3 separate regions of the Homo sapiens genome follow, and regions 2 and 3 are each linked to region 1. Evidence: chromatin contacts called from ENCODE Hi-C or POLR2A ChIA-PET data. All regions are on one chromosome and are shown on one strand. The core of a region is the stretch at or near the end of the contact, and the rest is flanking DNA. Distances in the headings are between cores, read along the strand shown.

Region 1 (2,823 bases), core at 210-2,709:
CTCCCTTGACCTTCCTATCTAAAGTAGGAAGGGGCCAGGCATGGTGGCTCATGCCTGTACATCCCAGCACTTTGGGAGGCCGAGGTGGGCGGATCACTTGAGGTTCGAGACCAGCCTGACCAACATGGTGAAACCCGTCTCTACTAAAAATACAAAAATTAGCCAGGCGCGCTCCTGTAATCCCAGTTACTCGGGAGGCTGAGGCAGGAGAATCGCTTGAACCCAGGAGGCAGAGGTTGCAGTGAGCCGAGATGGTGCCAGTGCACTCCAGCCTGGGCAAAAGAGCGAGACTCTGTCTCAAAAAAATAAATAAATAAATAAATAAATAGAGTAGGAAGGTCCTCTCCCCCATCATGCCCTACATCCTTAGCCCACTTTCCTTTTCTTCATAGCCAATGCTCATCACCCGTCGATTGTTTTCCCTTGGGAAGGAGATTTCAATATTGCCAGGTCCTTCCATTTACCAAAATATGTCTAAAGTGTAGATTTTTTTAAGATTGCAAAACCTGGCGATTCTTAAACACGAGCAATAAATTCATGTCTTGAAAAATCAGGGTGCTGGCCTCGTAAAACACATCAGGGGCTACCTGCTGAATGCCAGTGTCTGGCCTCTGCCTTAGCCCTCTCTTAGAACCACCCATCCATTTCACAGATGGGGAAACTGGGACCTGGGGAGGACCAAGGACTGTTTCCCCAAGTCGTCCGTGGCCCCCAAATCCACTAACCCACACCCTGGTCCCACAGGCCCCATCCTATCCTCTTCGTCCTAACAGCCCCCAGCCTCCCAGGGGCCCCGCATCTCCTTGTCCTACCACTCCAGGAGGGACCTCATCCTCGTCGAGGGGTATCACAAATTTCTTCCTTGCTGGCGGCCCTGAGGGCTGGGGCACCCCCTCTTTGTCCTTCCCAGGGTCCATCTGGAGCCTGAAAGGGAAGGTGCCAGGAGCGAGTGAGCCACTGGCGTCTACGTTCTCATCCCGCAGCAGGAACCCCCCACTCACAGCCGTCCCCCACAAAACTCCGAGAGCTCCATAGCGTCAGGTCCCCAACACCCAGCGCTAGAGGCTCTGTAACGCCACGCCCCTTTGACCTCCACCTTCGGCTCGCCCCGCCCCTTACAGGTCCACAAGTCCCATCGCTCCGCCCCTCGCCCCCACCGGATTCTATTGGCTCCGTCCCCACCATCCCCCGCCTTCCGTTCGTCCGGCCCCCGAGGCTAGCATCTGGACGCCCTCCCCACGCCTGGCCTTGTCCATCTCTCAGACTCGGCAATGATTGGCTTCCGCGGCGCCAATCTCCACCCGCAGTCTCCGCCTCCCGCACCTGTGGTCCGGGCCTCACGGTTTCAGCGCCGCGAGGCCTCACCTGCTGGTCTTGGAGCCTCAAGGGAAAGACTGCAGAGGGATCGAGGCGGCCCACTGCCAGCACGGCCAGCGTGGCCCAGGGCTCGCAGCACTTCCGGCCTCTCTGGCCCCGCTCCCCAGGAGAGTAGAGCATAGAGCAGGGCGATCTCTGTACAACTCTCTATGGTTCTGGAGGACCGCGGAGGTCGTGGGAGGAGAGAGATGTGGCCTGAGGATCTGGCTCCCAAACTGTTAAGTTTCAAAGCCCTTACTGAGCGCTTCTGTGTGCCCAGAATCCTGGCAGGGCTCAGTGGAGAACAGATCGCAGGAGATCCAACTTGGTCCCTCCTCTCAGTAAGGAGAGACTTAAGTTTGAATCCAACTCAGACATTGACTTGGCTTCAGTTTCCTCATTCATTCATTTATTCCACACCTATTCCCCCCACGCGCTTCCTCTCTTCCCGGTCCTGTGCGAGTCCGTGCTGGTGACACAGCAGTGACCAACGACAGCCCCGTGTTGTCCTCCCGGAGCTTACGGTTCAGTAAGGGACACAGACACGTTCCCAGTGCTGACCCAGAATGGGCAGGTCTGGGATGGGAGATCCCGGGAGAGCCGTGGGATGGGGGTCAGGGGGAGCGCCTGACTCAGCCCCGGAGTCCGGAAGGGCTTCCTGGAGGAAGGGACATCTGAGCAGGGGCCTGGCTGATGAGTTAGTATTAGTCACTTCCTGAAAGGATAGTATCACACTGTTCTAACTTGCAGCTCTCTGATTACTAAGGAAATGGAATGTTTTTTGTGAAAGTATTGGTCTTGTAAATTTTGTCTTCTGTGAATTGCTTGCTCATATTCCTTGTCCATTTTTAAAATGGGTTGTATGGCTTTTTTATTACTATTAATTTCTAGGGGTACTTTATGGATTCTGATTCTAATCCTTAGTTACCCATATTGCAAACATTTCCTCCTAGTTTCTACTTTGGGCTTTAACTTTAGTTATTTTTGGCACAGAAGTTATTTGTGTTTATGCGCAACTATTTATCAATCTGTTCCGTTCTGACTTTTGCTTTTGGTGTGTTAAGAGCCCTGCCATAACCCAGGGTCATAATGATAAATTCTTTTTTTTCTTTTTTTTTTTTTTTTCGAGACGGAGTTTCGCTCTTATTACCCAGGCTGGAGTGCAATGGCGCGATCTCAGTTCACTGCACCTCCCCCTCCCGGGTTCAAGCGATTCTCCTGCCTCCTTAGTAGCTGGGATTACAGGCATGTGCCACCATGCCCGGCTAATTTTTTTTTTTTTTTTTTTTTTTTGTATTTTTAGTAGAGACGGGGTTTCACCATGTTGGCCAGGCTGGTCTCAAACTCCTGACCTCAGCTGATCCTGAGGTCACTTTGTGACCTCCCAAAGTGCTGGGATTACAGTGCACGGCTATAATGATATATTCTATCATTTCTTTTATCTACGTAAAAGATAAAAGCCCCGTG
Region 2 (2,823 bases), core at 180-2,679, 110 kb before region 1:
GGGATCTCAGGATGTTTGACAAACAGAAGCTTGGGATCAGAACTGATAACACTTGGTAATCCTACATCTGGTTTCAGGACCAGAAAATCTTCCCATCGTAGTGTGTTAGCTCCCAATCCTAGCATCTCAGAAGCAGGATCTTAGAACATAAAATATTAAGGCTGGGTGCGGTGGCTCACGCCTGTAATCCCAGCACTTTGGGAGGCCGAGGCGGGCGGATCACAAGGTCAGGAGATCGACACCATCCTGGCTAACACGTCGAAACCCTGTCTCTACTAAAAAATACAAAAAAAAATCTGGGCATGGTGGCGGGCATCTGTAGTCCCAGCTACTCAGGAGGCTGAGGCAAGAGAATGGCGAGAACCCGGGAGGTGGAGCTTGCAGTGAGTCGAGATCGCGCCACTGCACTCCAGCCTGGGCAACAGAGCGAGACTCCATCTCAAAAAAAAAAAAAAAAAAGAACATAAAATATTAAGATCCGGAAATGGCCGGGTGTGGTGGCTCATGCCTGTAATCCCAGCACTTTGGGAGGCCAAGGCCGGAGGATTGCTTGAGCCCAGGAGTTCAAGACTACCCTGGGCAACATGGCAAGACCCACATATCTACAAAATTTAAAAAATTAGCAGGCATGGTGGGACACATGCCTGTAGTCCAAGCCACTGGGGAGGCTGAGGCGGGAGGATCACTTGACCTTGGAAGGTCCAGGCTGCAGCGAGCTATGATCCCACCACTGCACTCCAGCCTGGGCAACAGAGCAAGACCCTGTCTCAAAAAAAAAAAAAAAAAAACCTGAGGGCAGGCATGGTGGCTCACGCTTGTAATCCCAGCACTTTGGGAGGCTGAGGTGGGCGGATCACTTAAGGTGAAGAGTTCGAGACCAGCCTGAGCAACATGGCAGAACGCTGTCTCTACCAAAAATACGAAAACTAGCTGGGCACAGTGGCACATGCCTGTCGTCCTAGCTACTAAGGAGGCGGAGGGTGAGAGGATCGTTTGAACCCGGGAGATGGAGGTTTCAGTGAGTCGAGATCAACCCACTGCACTCCAGCCTGGGCCTCAGAGTGAGAGTCCATCTCAAAATAAATAAATAAATAAATGAGTGGAATCTTAAAACCTAAAAATATTTAAAATCTTGAAATCTTAGAATCATCCCATCTGTATATCTTAGCACCCAGGCTCCCTTCATCGATTGAAACCTAGGTTCTCTAAATCTTTGACTATCTGAATCAGGGATTCAAAGAGTCAAAACAAGTCTAGCAATAATACTTTATAATAAAGATAAGACGAATAACCAAGATGTACTGAACACTTAGTGTATACCAGGCACTGCTTTTTTTTTTTTTTTTTTTTTTGAGACAGAGTCTTGGTCTGTCGCCCAGGCTGGAGTGCAGTGATGCGATCTTGGCTCACTTCAAGCTCCGCCTCCCGGGTTCACGCCATTCTCCTGCCTCAGCCTCACGAGTAAGTAGGACTACAGGCGCCTGCCACCAAGCCCAGCTAATTTTTTGTATTTTTAGTAGAGACGGGGTTTCACCATGTTAGCCAGGATGGTCTCGATCTCCTGACCTCGTGATCCGCCCGCCTTGGCCTCCCAAAGTGCTGGGATTACAGGCGTGAGCCACCGCGCCTGGCCCAGGCACTGCTTTTAATACTTTACATAAATTAACTCATTTAATCCTCACAAGAACACCAGAAACTACAAATTATTGTGATCCCTATCCTATAGCTAGGAAACTGGGGTAGAGAAAAATAAAATAAGTTGCCCAAGGTCACAAAGCTAGTAAAGTTAGTAAATGGTAGAGCTGGGATTTGAACCTAGGGAGTACGGTTCAAGTCTGAGTTCTTATTTTTGAGACAGGTAGCTGGAGTGCAGTACCTCGGTCATGATTCACAGTAACCTCAATCCTCTGGGCCCAGCTGATCCTCAGCCTCTCGAGTAGCTGGGACCACAGGTATACGCCATCACGCCTGGCTTTTTTTTTTTTTTTTTTTTTTTTTTTTTTTTGAGACGGAGTCTCCTGTCGCCCAGGCTGGAGTGCAGTGGCACGATCTCAGCTCACTGCAAGCTCCGCCTCTTGGGTTCAGGCCATTCTCCTGCCTCAGCCTCCCAAGTAGCTGGGACTACAGGCGCCTGCCACGACGCCGGGCTAATTTTTTTTTTTTTTTTGTAGTTTTAGTAGAGACGGGGTTTCACCGTGTTAGCCAGGATGGTGTCAATCTCCTGACCTCGTGATCCGCCCACCTTGGCCTCCCAAAGTGCTGGGATTACAGGCGTGAGCCACCGCGCCTGGCTTTTTTTTTTTTTAATTTTTGTAGCGACGTGGTCTCCCTATGTTGCCCAGGCTGGTCTAGAACTCCTGGGCACAAGCGACCCTCCTGCTGCAGCCTCCCAAAGTGCTGGGATTACAGGTGTGAGCCACTGTGCCCGGCCAAGTCTAAGTTCTTTCTTTTTTGTTTGTTTTTTTTTGAGACAGTCTGGCTCTGTCGCCCAGGCTGGAGTGCAGTGGCACGATCTCGGCTCACTGCAACCTCCGCCACCTGGGTTCAAGCGATTCTCCTGCATCATCTTCCCAAGTAGCTGGGACTACAGGCGCCTGCCACTACGCCCAGCTAAATTTTTGTCATTTTTAGTAGACACCGTGTTGGCCAGGCTGGTCTCAAACTCCTGACCTCAAGTGATCCCCCCGCCTTGGCCTCGCAAAGTGCAGGGATTACAGGCATGAGCCACCGTGCCCCGCCAAGTCTTAAGTTTTTAACTACCACTTCTCCGGTCCAGATATCCCAAAATCTGACACACAGACCACAGGATGGGCAGGGGCGGAG
Region 3 (2,823 bases), core at 123-2,622, 83 kb before region 1:
GTGAACCCATAATATACAGTCAGTAGCGAGTATTTACTAAGTACTTTCTATTTGCGAGGCCCTGATAAAAGTACTGTCCTGGCCAGGCGCGGTGGCTCACGCCTGTAATTCCAGCACTTTGGGAGGTCGAGGTGGGCAGATCACCTAAGGTCAGGAGTTCGAGATCAGCCTGGCTAACATGGGGAAACCCCGTCTCTACTAAAAATGGAAAAATTAGCTGGGCATGGTGGCGGGCGCCTGTAATCCCAGCTACTCGGGAGGCTGAGACAGGAGAATGACTTGAACCCAGGAGTTGCAGTGAGCCAAGATAAGATAGCGCCATTGTACTCCAGCCTGGGTAACACAGCGAGACTGTGTCTCAAAAAAAAAAAAAAAAAAAAAAAAGTACTGTCCCTGTATTAGTTAACATTCAATTCTCAAAGCCTTAGACTATTTATATTTTATTGACTAGGGAAACTGAGGCACAGAGAGGTTAAGTTACTTGCCCAAGGCCTGCACAGCAAGTAAGTGCCGGAATCAAATTTGAACCCTGAGCCCAATTCTTAGATATCACATTCCCTTGCCAATAACATAATATATAACATAACATAATGATGTGATATATGTTATATAAAATAACTTTAGGGGCCGGGGGCGGTGGCTCACTCCTGTAATCCCAGAACTTTGGGAGGCCGAGGCGGGAGGATCACTTGAGGTCAGGAGTTTGAGACCAGCCTGGCCGACATGGCGAAACCCCGTCTCTACTAGAAATATAAAAAGTAGCCGGGCGTGGTGGCAGACACTTGTAGTCGCAGCTACTCGGGAGACTGAGATGGGAGAATCGCTTGAACTTGGGAGGTGGAGGTTGCAGTGAGCCGAGATCGCGCTACTGCACTCCAGCCTGGGTGACGGAGCGAGACTCCCTCTCAATAAATAAATAAGGTAATTTTAGGCCCTGAAAAGTTTTGTGAACAAAATCAAGAGGAGTATGTAATGTTTTGGTGGAAGGGTGCCATTTAGAAGGGGGCAATCAGGGAAGGCCTGCCGGAGGAGGTGGCCTTTGAGAAGAGACCTAAAGACGATGAGATCTGTGGGAAGAGAGATCGAAGCAGGCCACACAACCAAGGAAAAGGCTCTGGGGCAGGCACTGCAAGAAAGCCACCTGTCTGGGATCTAAAGTTTCCAAAGTTTTAGCTTGGCCAAGGCCCCTGCGCTACAATCACCCTGATTCGAGGTGTCCTGGAGGTTACCAGTTCCGCGTGCGAAGTTCTGCCATTCCCGCGGGGCTGGAGCCCCGAGGCTGAACTTCCCACGGGCGGTGGGCGTGGCCGGCTCACCTGCGGGGGCGTGGCTCCCGGCTGCCCCGCCCCTCGGAGGAGCCGCCCGAGGTCCCAGACGCCCGGCGCAGCGGGAGCGGCGGGGCGTGCCTGGCCTGCGGGACGCGACTGATCGCAGTGGGGCGAAGCGGGGCCGGAGCCGCCCGCGGTCAGGTGGGTGCCGGGAGTGGGGCGCGGGACTCTCGGAGAGCCGCGATGATGGGGGGCGGGGGCAACCCTGGGCCCGCTCGCCCTGAGACGGGGAAGGGCCTTGGGGCTCCCGGATGCCCCCTGCCCCGTCCTGGGGCTCTCCGGGATCTGGAGGCCTGGCTGGGGTCCCATGCCCCCCACCCCAGCGCAGGTAAACAGCGAGGACGGGGCGGGGCCTGGGAGGGAGAGGGAGGGGGCCCTTGTGACTGCGGGTGAGCCTGGTGCGCGGGGCTGGGCAGGCCAGGGTAAGTTGGTGCGGCTTGCGGGGCTGGGCCACGATGGGAGTCTCCTGCCTGCCTGTGTTTGTGTGTGTGTGTGTGTGTGTGTGTGTGGCTTTGCGTGTGTGTAAGAGAGTGTGTCAGGCTGTGGGTATGAGGGTGAAAGCGACTGTCCGTGTAACCCTGTGATGGGACTGTGTGTATGATGTGACACTTTTAGCAATGTGAAAACGTGGGCGACCTCTGACTGGAATGGTGTGTGTGTAGAATTGGATTGCTGGTAGCACTTTACGACCAAGAGCTAGTGCGACTGTAGTCGACTTTCTGCTTGGCCTGATGTGCATGTGTGTGGCTGTGTGTGTGGCTGTCTTCATGGCAGAGAGTGGAACTGGTTGTAGGATTAGGTGTGATTGACCAAGAGGCTGTGCGGCTGTGGTTGTCTTTCTGCCTGTTGGTGTGTGTGTGTGTGTGTGTGTGTGCGCGCGCGCGTGTGGTGGACAGTGTGGCACTGGATCAGTGATAGGTGACTATGATTGACTTTTGATTGTGTGTCACTGTGATGGTGCATGGGGCTGGGCGGAACTGTGTCCAGAAGTGGAGCTGTTTCATGGGACGGTGCGCGTGGAACCTTGGGGTTGGATGAGTGAGGTGTGGAGGTGTGTGAAGCCGTGTGTGCGTGTGTGTGTGTGTGTGTGTGTGTGTAGAGAGGAACTAGAGGGTGTGTGATCTGCATTGATACCGTGGCTGGCAGTGGTGTGCAACGGAGAGTTTGTGGGAGATGGGAGTGGAGACGTGGACATTTAAGTGGGATGCTCCTCCAAGCGGGTGACAGGATGGAAAAGGGGGTCCGCGTCAGGGATCAGTGTGTGGGACTGTGCCTATGATTATCAGCTGTGCGGTTGTGCACCCGGGGCTCTGTGTGAGTGTGGGAGCTGCTGTGTGTCTGGGACACAGCCCGAGTGCTGGATGGCTGTGGTTGAGCCGTGTTTGTTGCTGTGGTTGTCAATCTGGCTGTGGAGTGGTGTGTGTAAGGCTGTGTCTGAGGTTATAGAGGGAGGTTTTACATCGGCAAAATTGTGTGAAGAATGGTTGTGGTTGTC

Evidence for each region. Hi-C counts contacts between places; a loop is a spot of excess contacts on that map. ChIA-PET counts read pairs that join two places held with the same protein, here RNA polymerase II (POLR2A). Pooled maps may share reads with other maps.
Region 2: a loop to region 1 is called in a map of gastrocnemius medialis, with 2.8 times the contacts of the local background. The contact joins the enhancer-like site here to the promoter of ERCC1 in region 1. A Hi-C loop is called at or near these places in 1 of 168 maps with a recorded cell type or tissue (gastrocnemius medialis) and 1 of 50 pooled maps. POLR2A ChIA-PET finds 5 or more read pairs at or near these places in 3 of 52 experiments (A673, H1 and RWPE1).
Region 3: a loop to region 1 is called in a pooled map, with 2.3 times the contacts of the local background. The contact joins the promoter of KLC3 here to the promoter of ERCC1 in region 1. A Hi-C loop is called at or near these places in 2 of 50 pooled maps. POLR2A ChIA-PET finds 5 or more read pairs at or near these places in 7 of 52 experiments (BJ, CD8-positive, alpha-beta memory T cell, Caco-2 and 3 more).

The regions. Positions count from the first base shown.
Region 1 is chr19:45,422,458-45,425,280 of GRCh38, forward strand. It overlaps ERCC1 (ERCC excision repair 1, endonuclease non-catalytic subunit), which reads right to left and starts at 1,460. Exons shown (of 10, transcript NM_001983.4): 1 at 1,324-1,460; 2 at 813-924. The coding sequence starts at 917. RefSeq lists enhancers at 1,446-1,535, 1,596-1,645, 1,894-2,188.
Region 2 is chr19:45,308,787-45,311,609 of GRCh38, forward strand. The region is part of intron 5 of CKM (creatine kinase, M-type); the gene reads right to left. Among named protein-coding and RNA genes, the nearest start is that of CKM, 13 kb to the right of the region's middle. Within about 2 kb of position 1,430, at least 3 of the 41 ENCODE cell types and tissues checked have a DNase peak (open chromatin) inside an H3K27ac peak, as active enhancers do; they include gastrocnemius medialis, where a contact is called at or near this core.
Region 3 is chr19:45,339,378-45,342,200 of GRCh38, forward strand. KLC3 (kinesin light chain 3) reads left to right here and starts at 1,373. Exons shown (of 13, transcript NM_177417.3): 1 at 1,373-1,469. RefSeq lists a silencer at 1,269-1,358.